Linked DNA regions of Mus musculus: region 1 is linked to region 2. Evidence: chromatin loops called from intact Hi-C (ENCODE). Cell type or tissue: gastrocnemius. All regions are shown on one strand. Links, peaks and the distances in the headings refer to the core of each region. The heading gives the core; the rest is flanking DNA. Region 1 has its middle 15 kb from the start of Lrrc8d. Region 2 has its middle 7.2 kb from the start of Zfp326.

Evidence for each region. A loop is a pair of places that touch in the nucleus more often than their neighbours do. Peaks named below come from ENCODE experiments on the same cell type or tissue, not always from the same donor. Only the 100,000 strongest peaks of a DNase experiment are listed, where the experiment ranks them.
Region 1: it touches region 2 in a loop (10-fold over the local background); 41 of 42 quality-filtered maps call a loop at or near these places.

What each region holds. Positions count from the first base shown.
Region 1 is chr5:105,681,988-105,687,370 of GRCm38, reverse strand. No RefSeq gene overlaps it. Among named protein-coding and RNA genes, the nearest start is that of Lrrc8d, 15 kb to the left of the region's middle. In gastrocnemius, for the core only: a CTCF peak has its summit at 2,357 (motif pointing left); a DNase peak (open chromatin) is centred at 2,331.
Region 2 is chr5:105,866,641-105,872,023 of GRCm38, reverse strand. No RefSeq gene overlaps it. Among named protein-coding and RNA genes, the nearest start is that of Zfp326, 7.2 kb to the left of the region's middle. In gastrocnemius, for the core only: a CTCF peak has its summit at 3,180 (motif pointing right); a DNase peak (open chromatin) is centred at 3,190; H3K4me3 peaks cover 721 bases; H3K27ac peaks cover 827 bases.

The DNA.
Region 1 (5,383 bases), core at 117-5,116, 180 kb after region 2:
GTGGCCCAGCAGACGCTTTGTGAAATCTACAGCCTGGCTTTGTCCCATCATCCTTCAGGGCTTCCCAAGGCCTTTTTACAGACACAACACACAATGTGGAGATCAAACATGGACTTCCCGTATGCTAAGCAAGCACTCTATTGACCAAGCTACATCCTCGCACAATGTACCAATGATAAGATCCAGAGTCATTTGAATTCTCCCAAGAGTGGGATGGAATCATTTCTTCTTTCTTGCTAACAGTTAAACACACCGACATAGGGATCTTGAGATGGCTCCGTCGTAACCATTACAGGTTCAGTTTCAGGAACTGGATGTGGCTTTTGATTATTTTTCTTTAACGTTAGGGATCCAAACCAGGACACACACCAGGCACCTGCTTTGTCAGTGAACCCACTTCCATATGCATTCTGATTCTCCAGGGTCTAGCATAGCATCAGTCACATCCAAGGACGAAAAGAAATATGTGTCCAGTTCAACAACACTAGATCGACAGGGAAAATGAAGGTGGTGAAATAGCTATGACGTCACAGCTCCTCTGGGGGTCCCACCCTGACTCCTGACCACAGGGTGGCACACTTTCCGTGCTTATATAAATCAAGATAGTTCAGCTTTTAAAAAGGGAATCCTGTATCCTAGGCTGGCTCTAGACTCACTACACAGCCAAAAATGGCGTTGGTTTTTTGTTTTCCTGTTTCTACCTCCTAAGTGCTAGGATTATAGGCTTTCACCTAAATCGGGGTGGGGGTGGGGGTGGTTAGAGCCTTGTGCCCTCTAGGCGAGCCACCTTTCAACCGCATCCCCAGTCCTACAGCTGCCACTTTTGAGAAACAAATGTGTAGAAATGAAGCATCCTGAGAAAATGTTTGAAGTAGCAGTAACAAATGCAAATCTGGGTGGATGGCGTAATACAGAAGTGTGAACTCATTCAAATGAATGCAAGCAGAGGCACCCGGACTCAGAGCTCACCAGCTACCCACACCGTAATCATGATAACCACTCAGGATGCTTAATAAATGAACCGGATATTAACCCAGCCTTGGGATCACACTGTGTATAGGGCTTGGCGCCTACAAATAGGACTTGAGGTGTTTCTGACCCCTGCAAAGAATTATGAGCCAGTGTGAGGCAGCATTTAGGAGCTCCCCTTGCAGCATAGGAAGCCCTAGGAGTCAGGGTCAATACAGAGTCCTCTAAAGACACACAGAGGAGTGCTAAGAAGACCTTGGGTGGGGTGGCCGTGGGGTGGGGGAGGGGAGCTCACTGGCCTCAGAAATGGCAAGAGAAGGGGGAAGGCACTTCCAGTTAGCAAGTGTGGAATGGAGCAAGAGAGAAATCCAGAAAGGTATTTGTGACTGTGACTGCAGGGAGACTGGCCAGCCAGGAGTCAAGGATGCGGAACAAGGGAGTTTCGATGTAAGAATCTTTTTTTTTTTTTTTTTTTTTTTTTTTTTTTTTTTTTCTCGAGACAGGGTTTCTCTGTGTAGCCCTGGCTATCCTGGAACTCACTCTGTAGACCAGACTGGCCTCGAACTCAGAAATCCGCCTGCCTCTGCCTCTCAAGTGCTGGGATTAAAGGCATGTGCCACCACTGCCTGGCTCGATGTAAGAATCTTAAAGAGTTCTGCAAATGAAGACACTGACTCAAACATCAACTATCCATGCCATTTGAAGAAGGCAGACAGTAAAATGCTCCTGTACTTAGGACTTTGAAAACATCGCCATCGCTCGCTTTTAGTATAACTTCAGTTTCTTCCTTCCCCCACCCCCCACCTCCGGTCCCACTCGTTCCGGCCCAAAGATTTTTTAAAATTTTATTTATTTATTTATTTATTTATTTATTTATGAATGATATGTAAGTACATTGTAGCTGTCTTCAGACCCACCAGAAGAGGGCCTCAGATCTCATTACAGATGGTTGTGAGCCAATGTGGTTGCTGGAATTTGAACTCGGACTTCTGGAAGAGCAGTCAGTGCTCTTAACCGCTGAGCCATCTCTTCAGCCCAGTTTCTTAATCTATAAAGCGGAGATAATTATACCAGTCCTGTTTTACTGAGATCTGAGACTAAATGGGAAAGGTCATTCCATTACTAGGGTGGGGCTGGTGTGGGGCTGGTGTGGAGCTGGGGTAAGGGTGGGGTGGGGATGGGGGTGGGGTGGTGATGAGGTGGGGGTGGGTGAGTGGCGAGCACTGGTTCGTAACCCATCAAGCAGCCCGTGACATTTGGCCTGGAGATGCTATCTGTAGATTTTTATTGCTCATTTCCTGTTTCATCCTTGCGTTGCCAGGTGTCTAGCTGCACTGGCAGGCTTTCTGGGCGTCTCTGCAGCCAGCCTTCTCGTGGTGCGCCCTCTAGTGTTGAATGCTTCAATGACTTAATCTAAATGTAAATGTGAGCGTGAAGACTCTGATTTACAAGGAAACTGTCCTTAGGAGTGCTAAATAATAATAATGGTGGTAATAATAATAATAATAATAATAATAATATTTTTAAAAGCTCTGTTTTATACATAATATGAAAGACAGCATTTTGGGGCAGGGTATCATGTAATCCACACAGAAGACCTTGAACTTCCTGCCTCCATCTCCCAAGTGTTGGGAGGACAGGCTTACCCCACCACGCCTGGCTTTTGGGAGTCTGGGAGTGGAACCCAGTGTTCCATGCATGCTAGACAGTTACCCTGCCAACTGAGCTACATCCCTAGCCCCACAAAACGGCTTCTTGTTGTTGCTGTTGTTTATTTATTTTTGTTTTTGTTGTTTGTAGGCAGGGTCTCACTGTGTATTCCTGCTGGCTTGTAACTCCCTTTGTATACCTGAATGACCTGGACCTAACAGTGACCAACCTGCTTCTGTCTCCTAAGTGCTGGGCATAAAGACTTGTGTCAGCACACCCAGTTGTTGCTGGCTTTGTTTTGTTGTTTGCTTGTAAATAAGGTCTCACAGCTTATCTCTAACAGGCCTGGAGCTTGTAGAGATTCTCTTGGCTCTGTCTCCTAGGTGCTAGGGTGAAAGGCAGGCACACCACACCCAGGGAGGTCAGCTCACTTGGTGTTGCTCATGTGTTTATTGGTGCTGGAATCTCCCTGACATATTTAACCTGTCTAGACCTCTGTTTCCTCATCTGTCAGGGTAAGGTCTCCTGGGTCACAGCCCTTGTTTGTCTTCATAGTCATCATGATTGGCTTTAGGATCACCATGGAAACAGACCTCTGGGGCAGCGGATTTGTTTTTCAGAGAGTTTAACTGAGGAGAAACTCAGCTGGGGTTCCAGGACCAGTGAACCTGAGGCTGTGAGGGGAATCTTGGTACTTCTCTCTGCCTGCTTCCTCACCAGCCTCAGGACCAGCTGCTTCTCACAGTGTCCCCCCACCCTTCCCCCACCGCCAGGTCACGCACTGTTCTCTCCAGCACCAGCCGGAGGAAACCCTTTCTTCCTTAAGTTAGTTTCATCAGGCATTTTGCAAAAGCAATAGAAGAAGTAATTACATTTTGAGAGCAAAAAACAAAAACAATCGGTTAAAATGTTCTCAAAAGCTGTTAAGGCGCTACAGAAATACGAGGTGAGGAAATAGATCATGCGCTAGTCTAATTTTTCTGAACAGTGTATAGGAAACAGACATGTCTTAATTTTGTCTTTTCTTAAGCAGAAGAGGCCTACGTCAACATTATTGTGGATATTAATAAGAAATATATAGGACAGTGGTTCTCAGCCTTCCTAACAATGCAACCCTTTAATACAGTCCCTCATGTTGTGACCACCAAACATAAAATTATTTTTTGTTGCTACTTCATAGCTAGTTTTGTTACTGTTGTGAATTGTAATGTAAATATCTGTGTTTTCCAATGGTCTTAGGTGACCAATGGTCTTCATACCCCCATGAAAAGGTCGTTCCTCCCCAAATTTGTTGATACCTACAGGTTAGAACCACTGATGTAGAAGCTGTAGTCAGGAGACAGCTCAGTAGACAAGCTCAAGTGTGAACTTGAGTTCAAATTGCCAACACCCACAGGAGAAGCTGAGTGCGGTGGCGCCTGTGCCTGTGACCCAGTGTGTCAAGGGCAGAGAGACAGGAGGACCATGGAGTTTGAAGCTGCTAGGCCAGCATAGTTCAGGGAGGGAGGAGACCTGGGAGAAGCAATGGGGAGAGTAATACTACTCAGACATGAGAGTGCACACTTGAACACACTCGCACACACACACACATATACCATATTACAAACTCACACACACATGCACACATATCTGTGCATATACCGCATCACACATACATACATGCATACATATATGCATATGCCACATTACACATATGGGTATGCATATATCACATAATGCATACATGTGCATATACCACATCTTACACACATGTGTGGATATTCCACATTATACACACATGTGCATACATATCTCTGTATATACCACATTACATATATATGTGTATTACCACATTATACACACATTTGTGCATATACCACATCTGTGTATATACCATACCACACACACACACACATATGTGGGTATGCTACATTACACATATGTGTGTACATATATCACATTATGCATACATGTGTGTATATACCACATCTCACACACACATTTTTATACACATGTGTGTGCACATACCACATTACACACACATACATGCACACACATGTGCATTGCCACATTATACACACATTTGTGCATATACCACACACACACACACAAAACCTGAAAACAAATTCTAATTTGTAGCCTAGTGAAGCTGTTCAAGCCCCGCCGTCAAAGCCAGAAAGCTGTTGGTGATTGAAATAGTCTTGTTCAATTTGGCTGCCCAGCTGTGTCTTCTGTCTCTGGTGAAGGTTTGCATAAACAACAGAGAAGAGTGCCTCAAGGGGTTAGCAGTCTCGTCCACAGTACTTACAGAGCAGATGGAGAAGAGCCTTCTGCATCTCTGGGGTACCTCATGGCCTGGTTCTTGTCTATATTTTGAAAAATCAGTTTCCAACCTGTGCTGACCGAAGGGAAGGGCCCAGGTTTCGGAAAAATGCTGATGAGAGCCTCTGACCCCCACCCTTCTTTCTATTGTTGTCTCCCTGGCTACGGTGAGGTGCAGCATCTGAAGTGGTGATGAGCTGGCTCATTCCGCCCACATTTCTCTTTTTAAACCTGAGGATTCCCAGCAGCAAACTACTTAGCATGAGATGCATTCATTTCGAGCCTTAGTGACCAAACGGTGGCATTTGATGACTGCGCAGCGGTGAAGTTCCTGGGACACGGGAGCAGAAAAGTGAACACACTTTGCTCAGGCTTCCCACGGCACAAAGAAGTCCCCGGGAACATGCTGACTGAAGCGTCATGTCTCGCTCTACAGTCCCTAGCCCCCAAGAATCCTTATTCC
Region 2 (5,383 bases), core at 331-5,330:
AGCCTTCAGATGAAGATGTAGAACTCTCAGCTCCTCCTGCACCATGCCTGCCTGGATGCTGCCATGCTCTGGCCTTCATGATAATGGACTGAACCTCTGAACCTGTAAGCCAGCCCAAATTAAATGTTGTCCTTTATAAGACTTGCATTGGTCATGGTGACTGTTCACAGCAGTAAAACCCTAACTAAGACAATTGCCTAGCTGTCACTGTGAATGCTGAGGGGGAAGGAACATTCACCAGGAGCATTAGCTGCCTACAAAGAATGGAGGGCATTGCATCCCCAACACTAGTGTTGCAGACAGTTGCTGTTTGGAATGAAACCTGGGTCCTTTGGAAGAGCAGTAAGCACTCTTAACTGCTGATTCATCTCTCCAGCCAAACTGGAATGCCCTTTATACCTAAGACTCACTTGAAGTTTCTCCCTGATTTTAATTCAGGACTTTAAAAGAATGAAGGCATCTCCAAAAGATGAAAGGAATAATAGTAAAATAATAATTTTTGTTACGACCTAAATGCTAGTGAGTATTCAAAGCACTTTGCATATGTTACCTACATGGGATATGTGTCCTTCCATCACCCTCAGTTTGTGCATGAGGTAACCCTACTTGCACAGGATGCCCAGCTAACAAAGCATAAAGAGTCAGACTGTCAGCCTGGCCCTAGAGCCCAAGCCTGTGTGTCTGGCATACTAGTAAAGTGCCTACTGTGTGCTACTGAGCAGCTGTCTTATGCCAGGAAGTTTTTTAATAAACCTCTGCAATTAAAATACAATTGCATCATCTCCCCATTTTTTTTCATCTCTCCAACCTTCCCGTGTACAGCTCCTTGCTGCCTCTGATGTCACGACCTCCTCCCCTGGGGAAACTGATTTTCCTGACTCTCAGCACTCCTGTGGATGGGGCCCTGTGAGATCTCCTCCCCCAATGACGACATGTCTGTTAGTCTTCTACTTCTTCAGGTCTTGTTGAGGCACCGTGGGTGACGCTTCCCTGCCACTCCCAGGAGACACAATCTTATAGCAGCTTTCCTGGTCTTCTGGCTCTCACAATCCTTCCACCCTCACCTTCCAAAATGTCCCCTGAGCTTTAGATACAGGAATTACATTATAGATTTGTCAGTGGAATTGGAAACCCCACAATCGCTTGTCCTCTGCATTTGACCCGATGTGTGTTTCTGAACTGATCTCCGGGAGCAGAGTAAGCAACTTTGACGTAGGGTGTAGTGCCAAGGTGTTGGATCCTCCATAGGGTGTAGTGCCAAGGAGGTGTTGGATCCTCCATAGGGTGTAGTGCCAAGGAGGTGTTTGATCCTCCAAAAGAACAGACAGGAGCCAATCTCACAGCAGGGTCTTTATTCTACTCAAGCTAGCTCTGACCCCCGCAATGCACGGCCATCACGCAGGATGGTTTTGGTGATAGGAGAACCTTGAATATCCATCGGGGCAAGGCTTTATTAGTAAGCAGCAAGAGGGGCTGGTGGGGGAAGCAGTGAGTGTGCAAGTATCTAACTGTGGCCTTTAACATAATTGCCTGGTGCTGGGAGTCATATCATAAACTTAGTTCCTGCTTCTCTCTGCATTTGGTGGTTTTTAGCCAGGATTGTAAATAGAGGTGCAAGTTTGTTGGGGGAATAACCTAGTTGGGGGAGATGCTAGTATTGTTGGGGATTAGCCTAGAGACTGGAGCTAGGCTCAGGTTTTCTTGGAGGGGGGCAACTTGGAATCTAGTGCTAGGTACCAGTCTGTTAGTTTACCTGCGTTCAAACTTAGGTCAGGTTCTCTAAAACGGGGTCTGAACTCAAAAGATTTGGCCTCTCAGGATAGCACCTATCTGCAGTTATAAGGATACGTGTGTAGAATGCGGTTAGAAATTACACCGGTTTAAAATGGTGAAATGGGTGGTGGTAATAGACTCCTCTAAGATCCATGACCTCACTAGCCCCAGGTGGTTGGCGAGGTCTCCCACACCTACCACGGTTTCCCTCCTACCGAGTGGACCAATTACACTGAAGAGTCCAAATAGACCGGTGGTGGTTACTGCCAAGATACCAATGCCACCGTTGCAGCCTCAACGTGCCTGGCCATCGCTGTACATCACCAACATCACTGGTGTTGCAGCTGGGTAGGAGTATTGGTGGCTTCCCTCCCTTGAAAATGTGCCTAGCAGGGCTGGAGAGATGGCTCAGCAGTTAAGAGCAGTGACTGCTCTTCCAGAGGTCCTGAGTTCAATTCCCAGCAACCACATGGTGGCTCACAGTCATCTGTAGTGGGATCCAATGCTCTCTTCTGGAGTGTCTGACAGCTACAGTGTACTCATATAGATGAGTTTTGTTTTTTTTAAAGAAATAAAGTGTGCACAGCAAAGATGGCCTCAAATTGGGGTCCCTACCTGGGGTACAGATTATATATGAGCACTTTTCTGGGAAATATCGTTTGCTTTTCTCTAGGGGATCAGCTAAAACTGTGTCATCTGATCATTTTTGTCTCTTGTATTTTAGCAAAGCAAACATAGATATTTGTTAAAGTTAAGTAATAAAACCCCAGAGAGTGGGAAAGTCTTCCAAGATACTCTCATTTTTGCCTTTCTAACGTGTGATGATCTATCATAGATTTCTACCAGGTAAATTGGGAGCAAATTAGCTAGGACGTCTGCAACTGCAGTGATTGTGAGGATAGACTAGGCTCGGGGCTAAATATGGTTTTACAGTTGAGAGCACCTGCTGTATAATCTTAAGGACAAGAGTTCGGATCCCAGAGCCCAGGTCAAAATCCGAGCAAACCACTCCAGCTCTGAGGGGTCTGAATGTCCCCTTCTGGCCTCTTCTCAGACACACACCAATAAGCAAAATTGGAAAACTAAAGACTAGATGAGGCTCTCCAACTAATCAACTTATTTGCTGTCCTATCCAAGTCTTGTTAAGGAGGTCACCCCCTTGCTGTGGCTGTACCCTTGGAAGTGAACATTGCCTCCTGCTGTCTCCAGCTCCACAGCGATACATTTGGCTTGAGAGATCGTTTAATATGTTTGTTGAATGAATAGGAAAGGGACCCAGGACAGGTTTCTATATCCATACAGTCGTCATTATACATTCAGGCCACACTTAGAAATATAAGAACAGGCACAGCACCTAATAGAAAGAACTTTCCTACAAGGAACAGGAAAAGGCACTACCCTGGAATGGCCAGCAGAGGGCACCACACACCAGATGTAGTGAACGTTGGCTCTGTGTTTTGGAGCACAGGTTCCTGCAAATCAGAGGAAAGTTAATAGAACACCCACCAAGGTAGAGAATGGCTCAGTAGGGCTTTCTCTTCTGTGGGGCTGTGTTCCCACACAGCAGCCCTTCTCTTCAATAGGGCTGTGTTCTCACACCAGCCTCTCTCTTTGAGATATAAAGGTTCCTGATGCCTCCTTTCGTCAGATGCTATTTTTTAGAGCTTATTAAGAAAAGACCGCAACACTACAAACTATATTAAAGTGGTAAGTCTGAAGTTCAGGATATGAAACTGCACATGGGTTTTCATAATTACTTGTTAACAAAACATTTGATAGCCCAAAGCACAGAACAAGACAGAAGGATCCAATGCGTGACTAACGGTCGCTCTTGTACTGGCTTTTCATACGCTCGTGCACGCTGCGCACACTTACTGTACACTAAGACAGAGTATACACGCATTTGACATGGCATGCAGTGTTTATGCATACCAGCATGTGTCTCTGCGAATGCAATGGCAGGAGGTTCTTGGCTAGTTACGTAGTCGGAGCTGCTCTGGATTCTCCTAGTGCATTTTTAGAAGTGTCAGTGCTCCCTGTCTCTCCAGGGACTCTGGCCTGGTGATAAACCTAAAACTGTCACCAGTATTTAGCTGTTGGAAGAAATGTTATTTTGTGTTTCAGTAGCTTGTACTTGAGAAAATGTCAAGTCCGGAAAAAGGAAACTTTGTAGAGATTGACTAAGCACACGTGACCCACTGGGTTTAGTGTTGGTAAACTACAGCAAGCCCAGGAGTCAAGACTGGTACGGACACGCGCCTCCAGCAGCTCTGAAGACTGGCTCTGTGCCAGTATTTTTTTCTAACTGCCCTGAAGCCCTTGGGATGTAATTAGCAAGGACAGTAAAGGGCTTTTAAATGTGAAATATGTTGTGTAAATGCTAAGCCCAGGAACCACACAAAGGATTTGCATTTCTTGGCCATATTTCTCAACCAGAGACAACTTGATGCATCTTGTAGTCAGTTTCTCTTTTGCAACCTAAATCTCTCCAACCTTTCGTCTGGGGAAAACAAAAGGAGGAATTTTTAATGGCGTTCCTACAAATCAAAGACCTAAATTACCTCTTTCATGACTTCAGGAGTGGAGTTCCTGCTTCAATGAAATGCCGGGTTTCACTGTGGGTTTTTTGGATGAAGGCCAGGCAGTCCTCCGACTCCTTGGAGGCAGGTGTTGGCCAGAAGAGGGACAGACTAGGTGCTCCAGGAGAAAACCAGACACCAATCTACTCTACTTTTTGTTGTTTTGCTTTTGTTTTTGAGATCTTTTTATCTTTACTTTTAAAAATATTATTATCATCATAGTCTATATCAAGGCCCATAGCAATAGTAACAAGGTCTTTCTTTCTCTCTTTCTTCCTTTCTTTCTTCCTTCCTTTCTTTCTTTCTTTCTTTCTTTCTTTCTTTCTTTCTTTCTTTCTTTCTTTCTTTCTTTCTTTTCTGAGACAGGCTTTCTCTGTATTTCCGTGGCTGTCCTGAAATTCACTCTGTAGACCAGGCTGGCCTTAAACTCAGAGATCCACCTGCCTGGGCCTCCTGAGTGCTGGGATCAAAGGTGTGTGCCACCATGCCAGGAGCAGGTTTCTTTTTTGTTTGTTTGGGTTGTTGTTGTTTGAGACACGGTTTCTCTGTGTAGCCCTGGCTGCCCTGGAACTCACTCTGTAGCCCAGGCTGGCCTCTAACTCAGAAATCCACTGCCTCTGCCTCCCAAGTGCTGGGATTAAAGGCGTGTGCCACCACTGCCCGTCAGGTTTCTTTTTAAAGCGTAGTATTAAATATTAAATGCGCCGAAGCTTGACCGGAACTCAGTTTTCTAAGAGGAGGGTTCTTCTAGAATTCTTCCTCTTGCTTCAGCAAAGAAGTTGGTTTTAAAGGCGCTTGGGAAATTCCTCTCCACCCCCTCCGATGGGAGCGCTTAGAGCGAGGGGTTCGGTAGAGCCGCCTTCAAAGCCATAGTGGGATTCCTGACAGTTGGGGACTCCATGGAATTGGGCTAAAGCTGCTGCCACCACCCGGACACGGAAAATCTAATGAGACTGGAACCATATGTCAAAGTTTCCAGGAAAGAAGCGCTCAGGAACCTGAGCAGCATGAAGGCCGGCTCCAGGGTCTGT